Regions from separate parts of the Mus musculus genome. Here all the other regions are linked to region 2. A link is a loop called in an ENCODE intact Hi-C map of the cell type or tissue named here. Cell type or tissue: left cerebral cortex. All regions are shown on one strand.

The links. A loop is a pair of places that touch in the nucleus more often than their neighbours do. Peaks named below come from ENCODE experiments on the same cell type or tissue, not always from the same donor. Only the 100,000 strongest peaks of a DNase experiment are listed, where the experiment ranks them.
Region 1: a loop joins it to region 2, with 2.4 times the contacts of the local background. A loop is called at or near these places in 2 of 42 quality-filtered maps.
Region 3: it touches region 2 in a loop (4-fold over the local background); 5 of 42 quality-filtered maps call a loop at or near these places.
Region 4: a loop joins it to region 2, with 2.3 times the contacts of the local background. A loop is called at or near these places in 5 of 42 quality-filtered maps.

What each region holds. Positions count from the first base shown.
Region 1 is chr9:59,615,000-59,619,999 of GRCm38, reverse strand. Parp6 (poly (ADP-ribose) polymerase family, member 6) reads right to left here and starts at 2,716. Exons shown (of 24, transcript NM_001205239.1): 1 at 2,592-2,716; 2 at 1,293-1,532. Gm51709 (a long non-coding RNA gene) reads left to right here and starts at 2,876. Exons shown (of 3, transcript XR_003948337.1): 1 at 2,876-3,013. In left cerebral cortex, a CTCF peak has its summit at 2,987; DNase peaks (open chromatin) are centred at 2,174 and 2,827; H3K4me3 peaks cover 1,957 bases; H3K27ac peaks cover 1,121 bases.
Region 2 is chr9:59,748,512-59,753,511 of GRCm38, reverse strand. Senp8 (SUMO/sentrin specific peptidase 8) reads left to right here and starts at 2,863. Exons shown (of 2, transcript NM_027838.3): 1 at 2,863-2,934. It overlaps Myo9a (myosin IXa), which reads right to left and starts at 2,338. Exons shown (of 44, transcript NM_173018.2): 1 at 2,167-2,338. In left cerebral cortex, a CTCF peak has its summit at 2,632 (motif pointing left); DNase peaks (open chromatin) are centred at 2,109, 2,727, 3,489, 4,362 and 1 more place; H3K4me3 peaks cover 3,644 bases; H3K27ac peaks cover 1,464 bases.
Region 3 is chr9:59,655,502-59,660,501 of GRCm38, reverse strand. Pkm (pyruvate kinase, muscle) reads right to left here and starts at 3,926. Exons shown (of 11, transcript NM_011099.4): 1 at 3,853-3,926. Gm51708 (a long non-coding RNA gene) reads left to right here and starts at 4,596. Exons shown (of 4, transcript XR_003948336.1): 1 at 4,596-4,665. In left cerebral cortex, CTCF peaks have their summits at 541, 3,051 and 4,524; DNase peaks (open chromatin) are centred at 3,058, 3,297, 4,095, 4,385 and 2 more places; H3K4me3 peaks cover 4,588 bases; H3K27ac peaks cover 4,413 bases.
Region 4 is chr9:59,689,141-59,694,140 of GRCm38, reverse strand. The region is part of intron 1 of Gramd2 (GRAM domain containing 2); the gene reads right to left. Among named protein-coding and RNA genes, the nearest start is that of Gramd2, 11 kb to the right of the region's middle. In left cerebral cortex, no CTCF peak of the experiment used is centred here; DNase peaks (open chromatin) are centred at 1,839 and 2,298; H3K4me3 peaks cover 1,216 bases; H3K27ac peaks cover 1,691 bases.

The sequences.
Region 1 (5,000 bases), 130 kb after region 2:
ATAGCAGTTTTTAAGCTGGCAGTACTATCTGACTGATCAAAAAAACAACATGCAAAAATCAATTACAACTAACACCCTTAGAGATGAGATAACCTCATATCTGATAATTGCTTTAAAAATATTCGGGGGGGGTTATAAATAAGGTCCAATTATATGTATGAAAAAACTCATTGTAGGTCAACCAGAATTTTATTTTCAATTAAAAAAAATTAAATATTACCCCAGTTCCAAATAAAATAAGTGGGAAAAGAGAAGAAATAAATTTGGCAAAATGCTGATAACTGTAAACCAAGCATGGTGGGATGTGTCTTTAATTCCAGCACTCTGCAGGGGGATGGTGGTGCCCACTTTTAATCCCAGCAGAGGCAGGCAGATTCGGTGAATTCAAGGCAAGTTTGGGCCACAGAATGAGCTCCAGGACAGCCAGGACTAGAAAGAGAAATCTTGTCTCAAAAAACAAAAACAAAAACAAAAACAAAACCCAGAATTTTTAAAGGCAGAGGCAAAAGGTTCTCTCTGTGTTCTCCACCAGTGCAGACTACATACTGAGTCTCAGGAGAGCCAAGAGCTACATTTCACAAAACAAACAACAGCAACAAAAAATGGAAACTGATGAAGCTAATGTACACAAGGGTTTCCTATATGCCCTACTTTTGGGTACATAGTTGAAATTTTCTACATTTATAAAATCAAATGCTTTCCCTTTGTCTCTGTGCTCTCTGCTGTTCTTCAAACACAGTAAGAATAGTCCCACTACACATCTTGTCTCTACTGTTCTCCCCTTTAGGATTCCTTTTTAGATATCCACACTCTGGCCAAAGGTCACCTTGACTGCCCATATAAAATACCCACACTAGCATTCTCGATCCCCCTCCACATTGTTTTCTTCACCACAGCTCTGACCACTCTTACATTTATCTCTCACCAGACTGTAAGCTCTCTCTGTATATGAGTACTTTGTCTTCAGGCACACCAGAAGTGGGCATCAGATCCCATTACAGGTGGTTGTGAGCCACCATGTGGTTGCTGGGAACTGAACTCAGGACCTCTGGTAGAGCAGTCCAGTGGTCCTAACTGCTGAGCCATCTCTCTCACTCCTGACTGTAGCTCTATAAGCAAAGATTTTACTGTTTTCACCATTCTCAGCCTCTATAACACATTTACTGAATTAGTGAATGAGCCCTCAGCTATGTACCTAGGCCAAATAGGAGGTAAGTATAAGAACTTAAATGCTGCTACTAAACTGACAAAAATCACACAAAATGCTTTTTAAAAATCAAGACTTCATTCACCTTCAAGAGCAGCTGAGGTGCCAATTATGAAGTTTGGGACCAGGGTTCTTTTAGATTGAAAACAGTCAAATGCTGCTCTGGACGAAGAGGGAAGCACTACAGTCCAGCCTGGGTTGTCTTGGGGTGAGCAGTAGAATGAGGGCAGCTTAGGCTAGAAGTGCCAACTTTCTCAAGGTCTTTCACTGTAGAAGTCAAGGAAAACTGAGCATCTCCTCAGGGTTTGCTGCTTGGTTTCTGATGCTATTAAAAGGAGGGGGTAAAAAAAATCAGTTTTTCTAAGGAAAAGACAGTTATGAAATGACCAGCTTCTCCAACCAGACTGTTTTAGTAAAAAAAGACTTGAATCCTCAACACTCCATGGCCTTCTCTCAGGAATGGAGAGTAGATTTAAAAGCTGGAGAGTGGGAAAAGGCAGATGGTGGAGCACGGAATTCATTAAAAAAGAAAAAAAAAAAAAAAGAGGGGGCTGAGAGATGACCTAGTTCAAAGTTTTCATGTTACATATTTAATACTCCAACCTAGGGAGGTCACAAAACTTGCATAAGTAACTTGAACGTTTGATAGGGCCAAATCTATCCATTTTTTCATGTAATAACTAGTTCGGGGTGGGGGTGGGGGGCAGATCTGGAACCTTTCAAGAGGAGCTAGATCAAATAGAGACTATTAAGAGTGCCCAGAGAAGTGTGCTGTTAGGCTCAGTGTTTATTCTGGGGGATGGCAGCTCGCATTAACACGCTTGGTCTATTTCTATGAGATCGTGCCAACGGTAAATAAGCCTTCGGACGACCCACAAAGGTCTTTTTCTCTACGTCCATTGGCACTTTTCAGAGTGACCATTTAACGTATACCTAGTCAAGAGACGCCTCTGATCTCAACGTCTACATTCTGGGCTTGACTTCCAGCTCAGTGTGCTAGGAGAAGAAAACTCCACTCCAACGGAAGTGTCAAAAGGACTAGGCTACTAAACAAAGGGCGAAGGAGGGTGCGGAGGGGCGAGACCCGCGGGCCAGCGCTAACCCTAGCCCGGGCGGAGGGAGAAGACCAAGACGCTCGCGAGGACACCTGCGCATGCAGGGCAGGGCCTGAGGCCTCTTCTCCAGGTGTCCCCCAAAGCCCTCAGCTCCGGCCTTCCCCGTTAAGGACCCGTCTGCGGCTCGCCGCCGCCAGCCGCCCAGCCGAGCGAAGCCTGTCAGCATCCCTTACTTGGTCCCTCAGGCAGGGCGGACCTTGCCAGCAGCCCGACCGCCCCGCCCCATCCCCACTCCAGCCTCCCCACACGCCAGCCTAGAGAGTACTCACGGCGACCCCGGGCCGCGCGCGGCCGCCGCGGAGGGGACGAGCGGCCCGGGACGCCCCGCGGGGGCGGAGCGGCAGGCCAAGGGGCGGGGACCGAGGCGGGCGGGTGAGGTCGCGCACCACACGCCTCAGCGTGCGGTCTCGGGCACGCCGGGGCGCTCTGCGCATGCTCAGGCGAAGACACCGCGATCAGGTGTCCTCTTCCGACCAACCGCGGTGCGTGCTGTACCTGGGCGTGTCCCCACCCCAGGGTGCTAGCCAGGGCGCGCGTGCGCAGTGATCCAGAGTTGAAGGCGTGAGGAAGCGAGAGAGTGGCGCTTGCGCTTTGGGGCCCGGAGGGAGCTTGAGAAAGAGGTTCTCCGGACATGCCGAAATATAATGTTTTTCTTTGTCGCCTCGTGTGGTTAGGAGGGTTGCAGAAGAAGGTAATCTAGATTGCCTATATAGAGATACTGAGGTGCCCCTTTGGTGCAGCTTGAAGCCAGACAAAAATAGGAATCAAAAGTTAAAATTCTGAAATCTGACTTGCTCCCATGTTCATTTGCTTCGGTGTACCGACCGCACCCAGGCTTTCTCATCACACAGGGGACTGGGGACATAGCTCACTTGGAAGAGTGTTTGCCTAGCAACCACAAACCCTTAGTTTATGCACAGGTGTGTAAATCCCGTGTCGTGCCTGTAGTCTGTATAATGTTATCTCAGCATTCAGAAAGTTGAAGCACAAAAATCAAGTTAGAAGTCTTTTTGTTTTTTGTGGTTTTTTTGTTTTTGTTTTTGTTTGTTTTGTTTTGTTTTTCGAGACAGGGTTTCTCTGTATAGCCCTGGCTGTCCTGGAATTCACTCTGTAGACCAGGATGGCCTCCAACTCAGAAATCCACCTGCCTATGCCTCCCAAGTGCTGGGATTAAAGGCGTGTGCCCCCATAGAAGTCTTAAGCTACATAGCCAATTCAAGGCCAGCCTGGGATATATGAAACCATCTCAGAAATTAACTAAATGAAACATTTTAGTTGGGATGGAAGAGAAAGCTCAGCAGCCAAGATCAGTGGCTGCACTTGTCAAAGGCCTGGGTTGGGTTCCCAGCACCTACGAGTCAGTTCACAATAATTTGAAACTCCAGTTTCAGGAGATCTACTACCCTCTCTGGCCATCACAGGCACTAGGAACCAATGCGTTGCACGCACATATATGCAGGAAAACACAAACATGCATATGTAAAATTAATCTTAAAAAAAAAAAGTGGGGCTGGAGAGATGACTCAGGGGTTAAGAGCACTGGCTGCTCTTCCAGAGGTTCTGAGTTCAATTCCCAGCAACCACATGGTTGCTCAGAACCATCTATAGTGAAATCTTGGGCCCTCTTCTGGCATGCAGGTGTACATGCAGATACTCATACATTAAAAATAAAAAAAACCCTTAAAAAAAAAAAAGTGTGGGACGGTAGTGGTGCATGCCTTTAATCCCAGCACTTTAAAGGCAGAGGCAGATCTCTGAGATGCTAGTCTGGTCTACAGCACTAGTTCTAGGACACTCAAAGCTACACAAAGAAACAGTCTCAAAAAAAAAGAAGGAAGGAAAGAAGAGAAAATTAAATTATTGCATTCTTGGCTTGAGCCGTTGTGCTTGCCCCCTGGGTTCTAGTTTCTCTCCTTGCTTACTCATGAGTCTCAACTGGATCGAGCCAAGGATCCCCAGGCCGCTGACTGCTAACAGATTTTGGTGTTTTGTTACATTGTAATAACTGAAGAAAACTGAGGGATATACTCCAGTCTCAGAGTGCAATAGTTCACAGTAGTTCAGAACTGGACTTAGGGTCACATAGTCTTCTGAGAGCATGCACTGTGGAAATGTGTTCAACATAAGAAAACACAAAGGTTTTGTTCCCATGAATGAAATGTGGAATGGCAGAATCCCACAACCTCCCAGGATTCCCTCTCTTTAACCCTTTCCCTCTCATGCTCCCGTACTCAATGAATTTTAACTGCTTTATAGATTATTATGCTCTTCCTGGCTTTCTTCATTTTCCATTAGTCAGTTACTCCCTCTCTCCCTCCCTCCCTGCCTCCTTCCCTCCTTGACTGTCTCCCTCCCTGCCTCCCTTCCTCCCTCTGTGTGTGTGTGTGTGTGGGGGGGTGATGGGGGTGGGGAGAGAGGGGGAGGGGGAGAGAGAGAGACTCTCACCAAAAGAGTTGTTTATAAATGGATTGACTGGTTGGCCAGCAAACTCCAAGGATTCTCTTGTCTCTTCCTCTCCAGTGCTGGGATTACAGATGGTACTACTGTACCCCACTTTTTACATGGGTAATGAGGATCTGACTTTGAGTCTTCCAAGTTTTCATGCAGATTTTTACTGACTGAGTCACCACCCCAGGACCTACATCACTATAATCTCAGTTCTGTTAGTAGACCTAGTG
Region 2 (5,000 bases):
CTTCATCATATGGATCCTCACATAAGGGGAAAGATTGGAACAATATCTCCAATTTTGTCCTCTCTGTATGCTTTTCCATCAAATCACCAAGACTTGTCAACTACCAATATCCAAATTCAGAACTATGGTATCACCCTTCTAATATATTTCTGGCTTTAACTTTATTCTACTTTTAATCTGCTCTAAAGTGACTTTTAAAAATGCTCATCTGAACATTTTGGTCCCTCACTTCAAATCCTTTAATAATTGATCTGATAAATATAATTACCATTAAAAGTAGTCTTGAGTTGTAGCTCAAGAGAGTCCATGAGAAGTTTACTTCAGATACACTTCTTTTTATAGGTTCAATACAAAAATAATTATCAGAATTTTTTCAAACCATGAAAATCATTTATACATATAATACCTGGTACATTTAGAATAAAAGCTTGCAGTAATTTTTAGAAAAAGGACTAAAAATAAATCCAAGTCCATCAAAATGGAATACTACCCAACCAGTAAATGTGGCTCTTCCGTGAACACTATTGCTGAATGATCTCTAGGACTCAGCAGTAGTATGTGAAAATGGAATAATTTGTGTATAGTTTGTGTGTCTTTAAAATACAGATATAAGCTTATAAACGCTGGAAATATCACATCATACCAATTACAGAAGCTGAAAAATAGAAAATGAACAATTGGAGATTGGAGAAAGAGAAACTTTTTACTACACTATTCTGATGGTTTTGACTTCTAAACTGTGTCTCATTAATACCCATAATGTAAATTGGTTTTTCTCCCTGTATTACACACAGACACAAAAAAATGAAAGGAAAAAAAAACCGTAAGTACTAACTACAAAAATATCCCCCACCCTTACATAAACATTAAAATTATACACTTAACACTTAACATTACGCTTCCCTCTTGACATCTCAGGAGTATAATTTCAACAAACATTTTATTCAATATTTTACTACTACTAAGAAAGCTGTTAATAATAACTTCAATTCTGAATGACACTTATACTTGGTCCTTGGAGAAGACTGGGTGGTAAAAAAATACTAAAAACATTAGCCTTCAGGGATTAAGAACAGCTATAAATGCTGTTTTTCTAACAAGTTCAAAAACAGTAAATCCAAAACTCCTCTAGTTAAAAACCTGTGTATCTGTACAAATCTACAGTGCTGAGACAAATATATGAAGAGTTACTTATCTTCATTGGTGTAATGCAACTTAATCCTTACAGAAGCCCAGAAGTGACAAGATATAGACTGGTTCTTTCCTTCTACTGAAGAGACAAGATGAGGAGCAAGCAGCTTGCCCTTGTAACAGCACACATACCCTCCCTGCCTGGGCTTTCACACTCTTTGCTCTCTTTCCCTTTCAGCAACCAGTCCCTGAGGCTCCAAACATGGGTCTCAGTCTGACTCCTTAAAATCCAATGGAGTGAATATACTGGACTATGTAAATAACCCCTTCGAGTTTTCCTGGAAACTTCTTTTCAACCAAAGATCCCGATTGGTTAGAAATCAGGTAACAAGGTTTGCTTAAGAGGTCTTCTAGAGAAACTACACCAGGGCGGGGGGGGGGGGGGTGTGAGGGGGCGATCCAGCACTCTGATGGTGATTTGAAGGGCTAACCGGAGACCTACTAGGTAAGAGCATCATGACATTGGGCTATCTGAAAGCTCGTATGGGTAGGGGGAAAACCTAGCAAACCTGACTGGAAGTAAGCTGCGTGAGGGTCCCTATGAAAGCTCGGGTAGCGATGACTCGTAGGATACCCAAAGATCTGGGACGTAGCAATGCATTAGGAAGCAGTAGTGGCCTTGGTTCCCAGACAAGGATCCGCTCCGACATAACGGTGTCTAGAGGTTCCAGTCAGAGTCCTAAAGAGGGTCTAAAGAGGTTCTAGCAGGAGGTGGAAGGGGGCCAGTGACAGAAGCGCCGCGGCTACTGGTGGACAGAATGGTGTCTGGTCAATGAAAGGTACGGGAGAGTCGAGTCTGGGGGTGGAATCCCGGCGGTACTCCGGCGATTGCTAGGCTTTAGGGGCAGAGCTGCTGGCGGGGCGTCTCCGCCGGGGCGGGGCGGGGCAGCCCTCCGGGAGCCAAAGAGCCGAGCGGGAGACGTGGGCCGGGCCAGGCCAGGCGGCAGGGCCGCTGGGTGCTGGGGCGGGTCTTACCTCTGGCTGCGCCGCGGTGGCCACCACAGCCCCTTCCTCTTCGGCGGTAGCCGCTTCCCCAGCTCGGTTTCCAGGGTCAGAAGGAGAAAGCAGAGGCCGAGGCCGCCGGGGGGTAGGAGGGTTCCGCGAGGGTGGGCCCAGTCGCCTCAGGGTCCGAGAGAGCGGCGGCCGCGCATCCCCCGCCCTGTCAGAGAGACTCCGCCCGGACTGGGCAGGCACATCCCCCGCCGCACCCCGCCCAGAGAGCACGCGTTGGAAGCTAAACCGCGGTCCCTGCTTTTGCCCGGGGACCGGTATCTCCGCCGCAGTCCCTCCCCGTCCTGCCAGGACTTTCCGACGGCCACCGCCAACTGCCTCTGCGTCCCCAGTCCTCTCAGGCCTGCGCGCCCCCGACCCCGCTCACGCGGCCCCGCCCCGCGCGGCTCTCCAGCAGCAGCCGAGCAGGCGCGCGCGCACTTACCTCCCACGCCCCCTGCTGCCAAGCCCCGGACAGCCCCGCCCGGCCCCGCCTCCGCACGTGACGCTGCTGGAGCGGGCTGCCTGCGCTTGCGCGGACACGCCTATTTTCCACCCTCCGAATGGCCCCGCCTCCCCATTCCTTCTTCACTTTACGGCAGGGCTGAGACCTCCGTGTTAGATTCTCGATTACTACATAAAAACGTCGTAAGGTTGGAAAGGCAAACTCTGGGATTACGACCTTAAGTCTCACTTTCCGGCCAGTACAGAGCTCCCTGAAGGCTGGTTGGGTTGGTGAGGCCTGAGGAATAGGTAAGACGCCTCCTCCCTACTTAGGTTTGTCTCAGTTTTTGGAAGCAGTGGATCGCTTTGCGCTCCACGCAGACTCTAGTGTGTCCGAGCCCCTTCCTCATTCTGCAGCTGGATTCTCAGCGCCGCCCCTTTTCCACACACGCACGCCCCTCCCCCCACTTGTTCCCGCCCCCGTGGCCAAGTATTTCTTTCCATTCATTCCACAGACTTTTCACTGAGTTGTTTCTATGCTGTAAAATCCAGAATATTAGAAGAAAATGAAAAAATATCCGCTCTTTTGAAGTGCTGTGATGTAGGAAACAAAGAATCCGCAATGGTAACACAGTAAAATAACACGGGATGAGCTGAACACAAACGGGGGAGTGGGGGGGGGGGGGTCCTTGATTGCAGAAGAGGACTTTTCCCAAATGACTTTCAGGCCTGTGGAGAACTCGTGTTAAAACCTTGGTGGACCGAAACTGGCCAGAAAGAAAATGGGAGTAGAGAAAGGCTAGTACAAAGGCATGTGACAAACAACCTAAGAGTAAAAAGCAAGAGGATTGGCATATACCTAGTAAAAACCGCGCAGGTAGACTTCCATTTGAAACAACTAGACTATGTGGCGAGTGAATTTAAGGCCAATCTTGATCACAAGGCGGGGGAAACTTAACTATAACAAGTGCAAGAAATAATCAGATGCAGGTGCAAAGGCTGTTTTTGAAGATGGCTGATTGCCTGGGATGGCTGGCCTGTTAGCTCCTGAAAGAATAAGGCAGCTAGATCTCCAAGTGGGAAGCCAGTCTGAGCCAATTTTAAAAAAAAAAAAAAAAAAAAAAAAAAAAGCAGATATGGTAGTACACGCCGAGTTTCAGGCTAGCAGGGGATACATAGTGAAACCTTGCCTCAAAGAATAAAGTGAAGTTTAGCTCAGTGAGTAGAACAAGCACTAGATTCTGGGCTCTGGGTCAGTCCTGACTTGGGGAGGTCGGGGCGTGATGGGTGAGTGAAGGGTGAGCCATGGAACCTGAAAGTGAATGACTAAGGGTGAGGAGGGGTAGAGAAGAGAAAAACAGCAGGAGAACACGAGCTTGTCCGTCCATTAGAATCACCTAGGATGCTTTTTTTTTTTTCTTTTTTTAAGTAAAACTAATACCCCTCCAACAAACTATAGCTCACTAGATGACTAATGTTAAGGGTAGAGTCCAGCAAGCTACACAGGAGCGATGAGTGGTGTGAATAGACAAGAAGCTGAGGGAGTTGATTTCCAAACCTTAAAAGCAGGAATCCTTTGACGAGAAAGAATTGAAGATAAGATGAGAAGCTTTAGCAGAAGACTGAAAGAATTAAATGACTGCTCTGGGAACTGAGAGAAGGGAAGCCACTCCTGCCTTTCCAGTCAGGACGGTTCCGTGTGCGTGGGAGGCGGGGAGGGCATGTAGGCGGGAAGTTTGCAGCTAGTGCTAGGCCGTGCTCCTCAACTGAGCCCTATCCCCAGCTTCTCTCAGTTTTTGCTCTTGCTTTGGGTTTTTGCAATAGGGACTCACTGAATTGCTTGGTAGCCAAGGCGGCCGTAAGCTTTCGGATCCTCTTTGCATCGGCTACCACTTCTGCTTCCCATCTCCAATCCTAATCAGATCACCTCAGTTATGGACCCTTCCTCTTCCTGGTAACCCGGTTGTATAAGCTATATGTCCAGGCTCAAAGCTTAAAAACCATCTACATTTTTAGCCCCTCCCCCAAAACAGAGATGAGCCAATTATGGGATTCTAAGCCCAACATCCACTCGCCCTAGACATTCCTGTACACTCAGCCTTGACAATTCAAAGTGTCTTTCTCATTTACTAATTTAAGAACAAGATATAAAGATATTTAAAACGCAGCCTTCTTACAGTCCCACAGTATTGGGGAATACAGGCTTTTAAACAAAAAATTCACTTGACAGAAAAAGTTGTATGAGGTAAAGCCCAAGAAAGCATAGCTGCTGTATGTTAACTAGGGTTAATCAAAGGAAACCTGTCTGTCTGCCTCCTGATAAGAGTGTTGTCCGATAAGGCTAGAGCATTGTATGAAGGAAGAGTAGGGCTGGG
Region 3 (5,000 bases), 93 kb after region 2:
GCCTTTTCCCCAAGGAGTGGGATCTAAAGACTCCATTTCTCCCACCCAGAACTTAGCATCAACACTGACTTTTTATCTTTATAGTTTCCAAAACTTAATTAAATAGCATTCTGACTTTATTCAGTTCATAGTCCATTTTGTTTTTTCCAACTCACAACTTCTCCAATCCCACTGTCCTTTGCTCAGTATGATTACAGACACGTGCTACTATGTGCATTTTATGTAGTAGTAGGGATGGACCATGGCTTTGTATCAGATCTACATTGCCAGCCCCTTCCCTACTTTGTTTTTTTGAGACAAGGACTCTACAAATCCTGACTGTCCTGTCTCTCTGAGATTAAAAATACATTCCACCACACCCAGCCCTTCTCTACATCAAATCAAACCTTTGACTCCTCCAAAGTGGGCATGGCAAAGGGTAAAGTCTTTTACACTGGAGACACCAGTACTTTAAGGCCAAAATATGGCCTAAAGGTTATTCACACATTTAGAAGGAATACAGCTTCCTTTGGAGGCAGGCCTCAGGAGATGCTCAGAGCTCCCTAGAGGCCACTTAAGGTACTGCAGCCCAGACCTCTCTCCTACGTGCAGACAGGCACAAACCACAGTAGGGGTGTGGCCTCACAGCACAGCTGGTGGTGCCCTGGGACCACCTCCAAACCTGAGTAGCTACACTAGGCCTTAAGATCCAGCAGTTTTGCAGGCCACGATGCACGTGGGGCTCACCTCTCCTGATTACTACATAGCCAAAGTAAGTCTGGCTCTTGGTTAAAAATTTCAAGACGCACGAAAGTTCCAGGGCAGGAAGAATGTTCTTCGTCATACAGTCATCTACTCCTATTATAGTCTCCATGAGTGCAGTTTACAGAGATGACTCGGTCCTTTACCAGAAGCAGTAAAAAAAAAAAAAAAAAAAAAAACTCACCAGTTAACTTGCCTGTGGGTATTTGAGATGATTGAGAAACTGAAAGACAAATGAGTCATTTTCCTCTACCTCAATCTCCAGCTTAGTTCTTGCCCAACTCGTGTCGACTTGCTGCAAAAAAGCTAAAGATGCTAAAAACCCAATGTGAGTTTAAGGCAAGAAACGCTTTTTCTACCTTTCTGTCCATAGCCGCTTCCTCATCCCTTCCACTCAATATTAAGCAATTAACAGCTTTAAGAAATAAAATAGCGTTTCCTGTGACCAACACGTTCATATAACACAGATGGCATACCCAGCCCCCATAAATCTGTTTGGAGTCAGCTATGAAATGTGCCAAGTCACTCACTGGCTGGACTAAACTCAAAGTCATTTGCCAGTTTGCCTCCAGAACACCGGGAATAAAGGGATCAAGGGCCATTATACCTGGTTGAGATACATTTCCACCAAAGCCCACTCCCAAAATAGGGTTTCTGTGTAGCTCTGGATGTCTTGGTACTTTGTAGAGTAGGCTGGCCTCAAACTCAGATCTGCATGCCTCTGCCTCCTGAGTGCTGGCAAACAGTTCTTAACAAATTTCCCTACAAATTAAATAATTTAAAATATAATGCTTAAAATGAAAATAGCTATGTACTAAATAAGTGATTAGTATTCATATAGTTTGGCTTAAGCAATAATTCAGAAATGCCTCGAGAGAAACTGCCAATCTGGATACTGGTTGTTCTATGAAAAGCTGCTGTGCCAATCATTCAAGAATGAAAATATGCCGTCTAGAAGCAGCCACTCCACATTTCCACTCTTATGGTCACCTTCATTTAGGTGATACCCGCCACCTCTGGAAACAGGGTATCACCCGCTCCATGTTCTCAAGCTCACAGGCCTTCCTCCCAAGTACTGGGATTAAAGCTGAACCACCACACTCAGTCTGAGTGAGACATGTTTAATTCAGGGAAAATGCACGCTATTTGACTCACTAAAAAAGAGGGAACCTTACAACACTTCAGAGAACAAGTGTGGTCCCCTCACTCACCCAAGGAAGAAAATTTTCTCAAAAGCCGCAAAGTTGAAAGGTTGAGTCATCTTGCCCAGACCCGGTGATGGTTTACACTACTTTCCCAAAGAACACCCTCACTGCCTTTCCTACAGCATAATCAGGCCATCAGAGGGCAAATTATTTGCTAACAATGCTTCCTTGAGTCTTGATCTGAGCCCCCCCACCCCACTGTTGGGGCAACAGTACCAAACTTCCTACAAGCCAGAAGGCATAAAAGGCTTACTTGAACAAAGAGGACCGGAAGGCTTCTATCTGGGTACCTGTTTCTTTGTTTCTACCCTCACAGCCAAAGACAAAGGCTGCACAGATTTCTCCCTTTAGATAGCTCTTTCTCAGGAGAGCTGCAATGTAACATTAATTACTTTGTAAACACTGACGGGATTCCAGAGAGAATTTGTTTCCATGGGCATACTGGGTATTCAGAGCCTACCTGCCTCCCCAAGCTTACCCCTAATGTGCATAAAAATAGTAAGGAGACAGAATCAAGTTGGTAGCCTTCAAGGTAACTACTTCATTCATTGACCAAAAGGATATAATGCATGCCCTTCTGGATATTTCACCCGAGGTTAGTCACTACATCGAGGATGGCCCGTACTTACAAGGAGACCAGTAATTTAGCAGCCTGGAGTGACACAGGACCAGAGGCCAAACCTAAGAATATTAATAGATCACACCGGATTCCAAAACCTAGCTGCCTCCATGCACGACTGGATTTTCACTATAAGGTTCACTTTTTCCAAACTACCAGTGTCCTGGATTTGGAAAAAGTGGTCGAGCTCTTATCTTACTATGACTGGGTATTTACTGGGTCTTTATAGCCTTCAGACTAGAAGATGCCCGGCTTTTTCAAAACCAGTATGCCGGCCACCTTGTGCATGCAGCCCCATCTTCCTCATAGCACTGACTTGACAAAATCTGCTTCCCTAATTAGACCGAGCTCTGTGGGCTATGTGTGTTCTGGTAGCGTCGGGCTCCAGTTTCTGTCGGGAACGGGTATGGGTTGATCGCCCACCCTCCCCCTCGCCAGCACGTGGGAGCAGCATGACCGATTAATCAGACGCATCGCAGTACGTGCCGCCCCTCCGCCGCAGGATGGAGCGCGAGAGCAATGAGGGCCCGTGCCCACCACCAAAAATCTGCGGGCACACAAAACAGGCAGCAATAGCGGCCAACCTTTCTTGCCAGGCCACCGGGAATACAAAAGTTACGTAACTTGTAGCTGCATTACCAAGGACCGCTAGTGACTGCATCCTACCTCCATGCACCGGACCACGAGGAGTCCGCGGACGTGACTAGAATGCGGGGGGAGGGGAAAAGCTGCGAGGGGGAGGGGCGAGGATATGGAGGTTGAAAGGATGCTGCGGCGCGGACGTGACCGGATCGGAGGGGGGAGGGGCGACGAAGAGCTGCGAACACTGGCGCGGGAAGAGAACGCTGACCTGAAAGGAGGATGAACGCGGAGGCTGAATGGGGGGTGGGGGTGGGGTGAGTAGGGGAATTATTTCAAGTAGAGATTAAGAGGAGGGCACCGAATTATGAGGGCACAGAGCTAAGAGGAAGGTCGTAAGTCGTAGTGGATGTAGGAGGACGAGCATCGGAGCAGGGCGAGAACAGGGTGGCGAGGATAGCAATAGTAAGATAAGAGGCTGGAACCAGATTGAGATGGAAGAGAGAGCAGAATGAGACCGTGGGAAAGGAGCTAGCCGGCCACCCTCAATTTGGAGGATTAAGACTTGGACTCAAGTGTGGCTCCTCCCCAACCCGGAGTGGGATGCTCGATGCCTGGCGCCTGAGTCCCGCGTGGGCAGGCAGGCCTGCGTTACACACCAGTGGGCATCGGCTCTGGGGACAGATGGCTTAGGTTCTCCCCGCTCACCTCGGGCGTACTTCGGTTCCTGCTGCGATACCTAGAGCGGACGTCAGTCAAGTGAAGACGAGTCGCTGCTGTGCGGGGCTGCGCCGACTGGGCCTCAAGGTTATCACAGCTGCGGGCCGCCGCAATCCCTCCGCAGCCCCGCCCCTCGCCCAATCCGGGCTGCGGCCGGCGGCGCCCCGCCTCTCAACGGGGCGCCCGCACCTCCTGAGAGAAGCTCAGGGTAGGCGGGACAAGCAGGTTGCCCTTTTGAGGAGGACTACCTTCCGTGGCGGAAGGACATCGTAGACCAAATTTGCTCAAGGGTTATCCTGTTGACCAATGGGGAAGTGGTGAGGGAGCAAGGCCCGCCCACCGGGCCAGCGCCGCCGCCGCCACCACCACCCCTAGGTTCCCGGGCGCCACCGCCACCTGTTGCTTTAGATCGGCTACAAAATGTTCCCTTTTTGGCCTTTTGCCCAGGTCTCCCCATCTGCCCTGGCCTACCAGGGCGGTGCCCAGATTTATAGGTCCACGGACATTCCTCCAGCCCCGCCCGGAGACTCTCCACCCTCCCGGCGCCCGCCCCAGTACACCCTCTGAGGCTGAGCGGAACGGGAAGCTGGGGTGATGGGAGCAAGAGAGTGGTGGAAGGTCTGGGCTGCCTCCTAGAGGGTTCCAGACTTAGAGGCTGGGTAGGAAGAACTTAAGTCTCTCTTTGGAACGTGAGCGCGACCTCCTAATAAGGAGGGCTAGATTGGACCCATGTTAATACTTTGAGTCTCGAATCCTGCACTTTTAAAATGCCTGGACCTGGACGCAGCAAACCAATCCAAGGTAATTAGTGCAGAACTGGACCTACGTGTAGCCATTATCTATGCAGGAGTCAACACTGGTTTTTGACTCAGGCGTGTATGTATTTAAATTTGTAGTATTGGAGGCATTAACAATTTTTTCCCTACAAAGTATTTTCTAATTTCCCAACTGTTAACACTAGTCTTCATTCCGCAGAGTTTTGAAAGCAGATACAATGTTGCCACATTCTAAATGGGAAGACTGTACCTTAGGTTTTGGATTTTTTTTGGTTTTGTTTTGTTCTTTTGTTTTTCTTGGTAAAAGATGGGTGTGACCATTTCAAGCAGACACTTCTTTGTAGTTGAATCACAGGCCTT
Region 4 (5,000 bases), 59 kb after region 2:
CATATTTGAAGCAGTATTTCTCAGAAGATGATGATACTAAACATCCAGGAAGCGTGTAAAAAGGCCATCAACATCATTGGTCACCAGGGAAAGAGAATCAAAGCCACAAAGCTTGCCACCCCATGCCCCCGGAAGACTATCTTCAATGAAGGTGTGGGTGAGGCTGTGGAGACACTGGGACCCTTTTCTCCCCTTGGTGGGAATGTGAGACAGGGCAAGTACTTTGGAAAGAAACCTGGTGGTTCTTCAAACCGCTGAAGTTATCATGCAACCTAACAGACATCCCAAGGAACATACAAAAGAGAGTTAGAAATGGGTGTTCAGAGATGGCTCAGTGGTTCAAAGCATGTCTGCTCTTCCGGAGGACCAGAGTTCGATTTCCATTACCCACATCGCAGTTTACAAGCGTCTTTAACTTCAGCTCCTGGGGAATCTGACACTTCTAGGCCTCTGTGGGCACTTCACACGCACATGCACACCCACACACAGACATCTCTCCAGCCCCCAATTAAACAATTAAAAATAATAAATCAACAAAAATGCACGTCCACACAGAGTACTATGTGTGAATTCTCACAGCATTTTCAGAAAAGTCAAAAGATGAAAACGGCCCAAACGCCAAACGCTTATCCATAGATAAACAAAATATTTCCTTTGCTATCCAAAAAAGGCCCAAGAAACAAAAGCACTGACACATGCTAATCTCAAATGAATCTCTTTTTAAAACTCACAGCAGTGGTGTGGGAAGGGATGGCTGATCTCAGTGAGTGCAGATGCCAGAAGAGGATGTCAAATCCCCAGGAGCAGGAGTTACAGGTAGTTACTGAGCCATCTCTCCAGCCTCTATAAAAGGATCTTTACAATACTGTTAATGAAAGAAGCCAGTCACAAAAGACCACTTACTCTGTGGTTACATGAGTAAGGAAAATACAAAACTGGCAGGTCTGTACACAGACATAAAGCAGACTGGTACTTCCTGGGGGGCGGGGGCAGGGAACGGGCAAACCGGTCATAGTGATGTGTCTAATGATACATTTAGCTTCTTTGCAGGGCAAATATTCTGGAATTAAACAGTGGTCTTGGTTACACAACTGTGTGAACATTATAAACATCACTGAATTGGACAGGCAGCAGATGGCTGTGTAGCACATGGTCTTAGCCTGTATAGGGCCTAACTGCATCCCTAGCACTGAATAAAAAAGCAAACAGACATGAATTTTATAGAGTATGAATTCTATCTCAATGTAAACGAGGAGGAAGGGAGGGAAGAAGAAAGAAGAGATCCAGGGCTTAAAGATTGTATAGAAGAAAAAGAGAGAGGCAGTCCCCCCAAAATTAGGTTATATATAGGGGCCTAAGAAATAGAAAGAAAAAAAAATACGGGAAATATTGGCACTCGCCTTTAATCCCAGCATTCGCCTTTTCTTTCACCTTAATCCCGACACTCAGGAGGTAAGGACAGGGAGAATCTCTGAATTCAAGGCCAGCCTGGTCTACCGAGTGAGTTCCAGGACTGCCAGGGCTACACAGAGGACCCCTGTCTGGAAAAACATGACAAAACAAATAGGAAAATATAAAATTCCAGGCGTGTAGGTTGCCATGAAAACACGGAAGCATTTCCGAAGGAGAACTGGGCAGGCATCGGGATGAAACAGTGCTGAGGTTTGCTGAGGGTAATTAACAGCAGAAGCGAAGGACGGACCTTGAATTTGGACACGTGGACGGGTAACCTCAGCAAAGACACTTTGGTACTGTGATGGGCCTGACTCCTCCTTCCTTCCTCCCAGACTGGTGACTGGGAGGGACAGTGAGGCTCTGACCACATGTGAGGAAACCGGGCCACCAGCCAGCTCAGAACCACACTAGCCTGGGATGCTTGCCTCTCCTCCCTTCCAGTAAGAGATGGCACAGTTGCCAGGGTTGGGCAGGGCTACACACTTCTAAAAGTCCTAAAAGGTTGTTGAGAACGTTCATTGGAGACCTGGTGCTGCTTCACTGCCTGGTCACATCCCCCCCGCCCCCCTCCAGCCACTCTCACCTGCAGCTCCTCCACCCCAAGGACGCACCAACCATAGTTTCTTTGCTAAACCTGCCCTGGAAAGGACCGGGAAGACCAAGGTCCCTCGGTCCCTGGTGGCAGCCACACCCAGAATTCCAGTACCACACTTAGTGGTTCCCAAGGCGGCGCCTGCAGCGACACTGATCGCGTCAGTATGGCGCGGTCCGGCCCTCTGCCAGCTGGGGAGTCGAGCTGGTAGCAGAGTAGATCGGGAGACCTGACGTGAGAGAGGGAGCAGCGTCCCCACCAACCAGCTTCCCGGGATGCTGAGCCCGCGCTGGGCTCCTGGAGTGGTGCCCAGTACCAGAGCTGGCAGCTGGCCGCGACTGTGCACACCCCTGGCAGGGCTGGAGTCCACACCCTGCCGCAGGCTCTCGACAACGTGGCTCCCCAGGCAGATTCCTGACCAATGATCTAGTCTTGAGCAGCTTGCTGGGTCCTGGGGCCTCTTCCCCAGGGAGCACCCTATACTATGTAATTGATAAAAAGTCCTAGGGAGTGCCAGCTCTTGTCACTGTTAATTCAACCTTTGGAGGTTGTAGCTATTGTACAAAGGTGAGAAGTATAAAGATTTATGTATTAAAAAAATTGACAATGTAAGAAAAACCTAGGGGGTTGGTGAGATGGCCTAATCGGTAAGAACGCTTTCACGTAAGAATGAGGGCTTCAGTCAGGCGGATTTCTAAGTTCGAAGCTAGCCTGGTCTACAGAGTGAGTTTCAGGGCAGCCAGAGTTATACAGAGAAACCCTGTCTTGAAAAAAACAAAAAAACAAAAAAGAAAAGAAGGAAGGAAGGAAGAAAAAAGAATGAGGGCTTCAATTTGATCTGGAGAGAGGAGACGGAGAGCAATTGAGGCCGACACTTGACCTCTGAATCAAGTGAACGAGAGCAAGCAGACACACACACATGCACAGGAAGAGACAGAGAAACTGTGATACTTTGACCATACATAAAAAACACAGTAAGAGATGCCCCCCCGCCCACTGGGGGATGCCTCACACACATTAGGCAAGGATTCTACCAGCCCACCCAACTACACCCCTAGCCCTAAGAGTTCATTACTGTTCTAATTGTTACAAGAGCAACACAGAAATCTATAGCTGGGTGTGGTGGCCCATGCCTGGAACAGGAGGCTGAGGCAGGAGGATCATGCTGAGTTAGAGGCCTACCTAGATTACATAATGGGAGGGTTGGGGGAGAGGTAAAGTCTTGTAAATTGACTCTAAATGGTCCTACATTTTATTTGATCTGGAAGACTATATGCTTGAGAGCAGTCAAAAAAATTTTTTGAAAAGAAAATGTGGAGGCTCCACCTAGCCAAATGCAGAGCAAATTACAAAGGTAGTGCTGGCTTACAAAAGAGTAATATCAATGGGACACAGAGAGACCAGCAAAACATCTGTGGATATAAGAAATTTGAGTGTACAATGAAAATATTTTGAGAAAGAGAAAATAAGTTGCCTAATAAATGTGATAGGACATAGGCTATCTCACATCACTCACAAAAATATATTCCATGCACAGTAGACATCTGTATATCTCTAACTTTTGAGTTAAATTGAAGCAGGGTCTTGAACTCAAGCCAATCCTCCTGCTTCAGTCTTCTGAGTGCTGGGATTATAGGCATACATCATCACACCCAGCTAGATACCTATAAGTCTAAATATATAAAGAATTAGAATAAAATAAAAACTTTTTTAATATTAGAAGGGTTTCCCAAGTAAGGTACAAAATCTAGAAAACAAAGATTTAACTGTATAAGGGACTGCAGAGATGGCACAGTGGTCCCACACACTGGCTGCCCCTCCAGAGGACCCAGATTCTATTCCCAAACCCATATGGTGGCTCACAACTGTCTGTGACACCAGCCCTAAGGAGCACACACCTCTGCCCTTCTTCGGTACTTGGACTCACAGATACACACGCATATGCAGGCACGCATATACCTATACATAGTTTTAAAATAATAAAGCTCCCCCCACCTTTTTTGGTTTTTTGAGACAGGGTTTCTTTGTGTAGTAGTTCTGGCAATCCTAGAACTTTCTCTGTAGACCAGGCTGGTCTCAAACTCACAGAGATCCATCTGCCTCTGCCCACCCCATCCTCCAAGTGCCTGGCTACAATAATAAAGGTTGTTTTGTTTTGTTTTGTTTTGTTTTGTTTTGTTTTGTTGTGGTTTTTGGTTTTTCGAGACAGGGATTCTCTGTGTTCCCTGGCTGTCCTGGAACTCACTTTGTAGACCAGGCTTGCCTCGAACTCAGAAATCCACCTGCCTCTGCCTCCCAAGTGCTGGGATTAAAGGTGTGTGCCACCACCGCCCGGCTAATAATAAAGTTTTTAATTGCATAAGAAATGTTAAACTCTTCTACATCAAAATGTAAAATTTGATGAACAAATCAAAGCTGGGCAGTGCCATCTATGTGCCTATCACTCAATGCCCTGAAGCTAAAGCAGGCAACCTGGGCAACACAGTGGGAATTGTTTTTTAAAAACATTTGTACAGATGATTGAGTTTTAAATATATGTAATGGATATATCCAAGTCATTAAGTAACCTAGTAGAAAAATTAACAAAGCCACAGTAGAGGGACACTCATGTAATCCCAGAAGTAGAGACGCTGAGCTAAAATTGTGGAACATTCTAGGCTAGCTTGGGATACAGTTTCAGGCCAATCCTGTCTCAAAAAACAAAAACAAACAAACAAACCATACAAGCCTGATGACCTGAGTCCCATCCTTGGAACATATCATGGCAAGAAGAGACATGACTCCTGAAAGTTGTAATGCATAACATTATAAAACTATAATATACACGGGAGGCAGAGAGAGGCAGGTGGATTTCTGATACATACATACATACATATATATATATATATATATATATATATATATATATATATATAGTAAGTAGAATTGAATTTGAATCTACAATTTTGTCAAA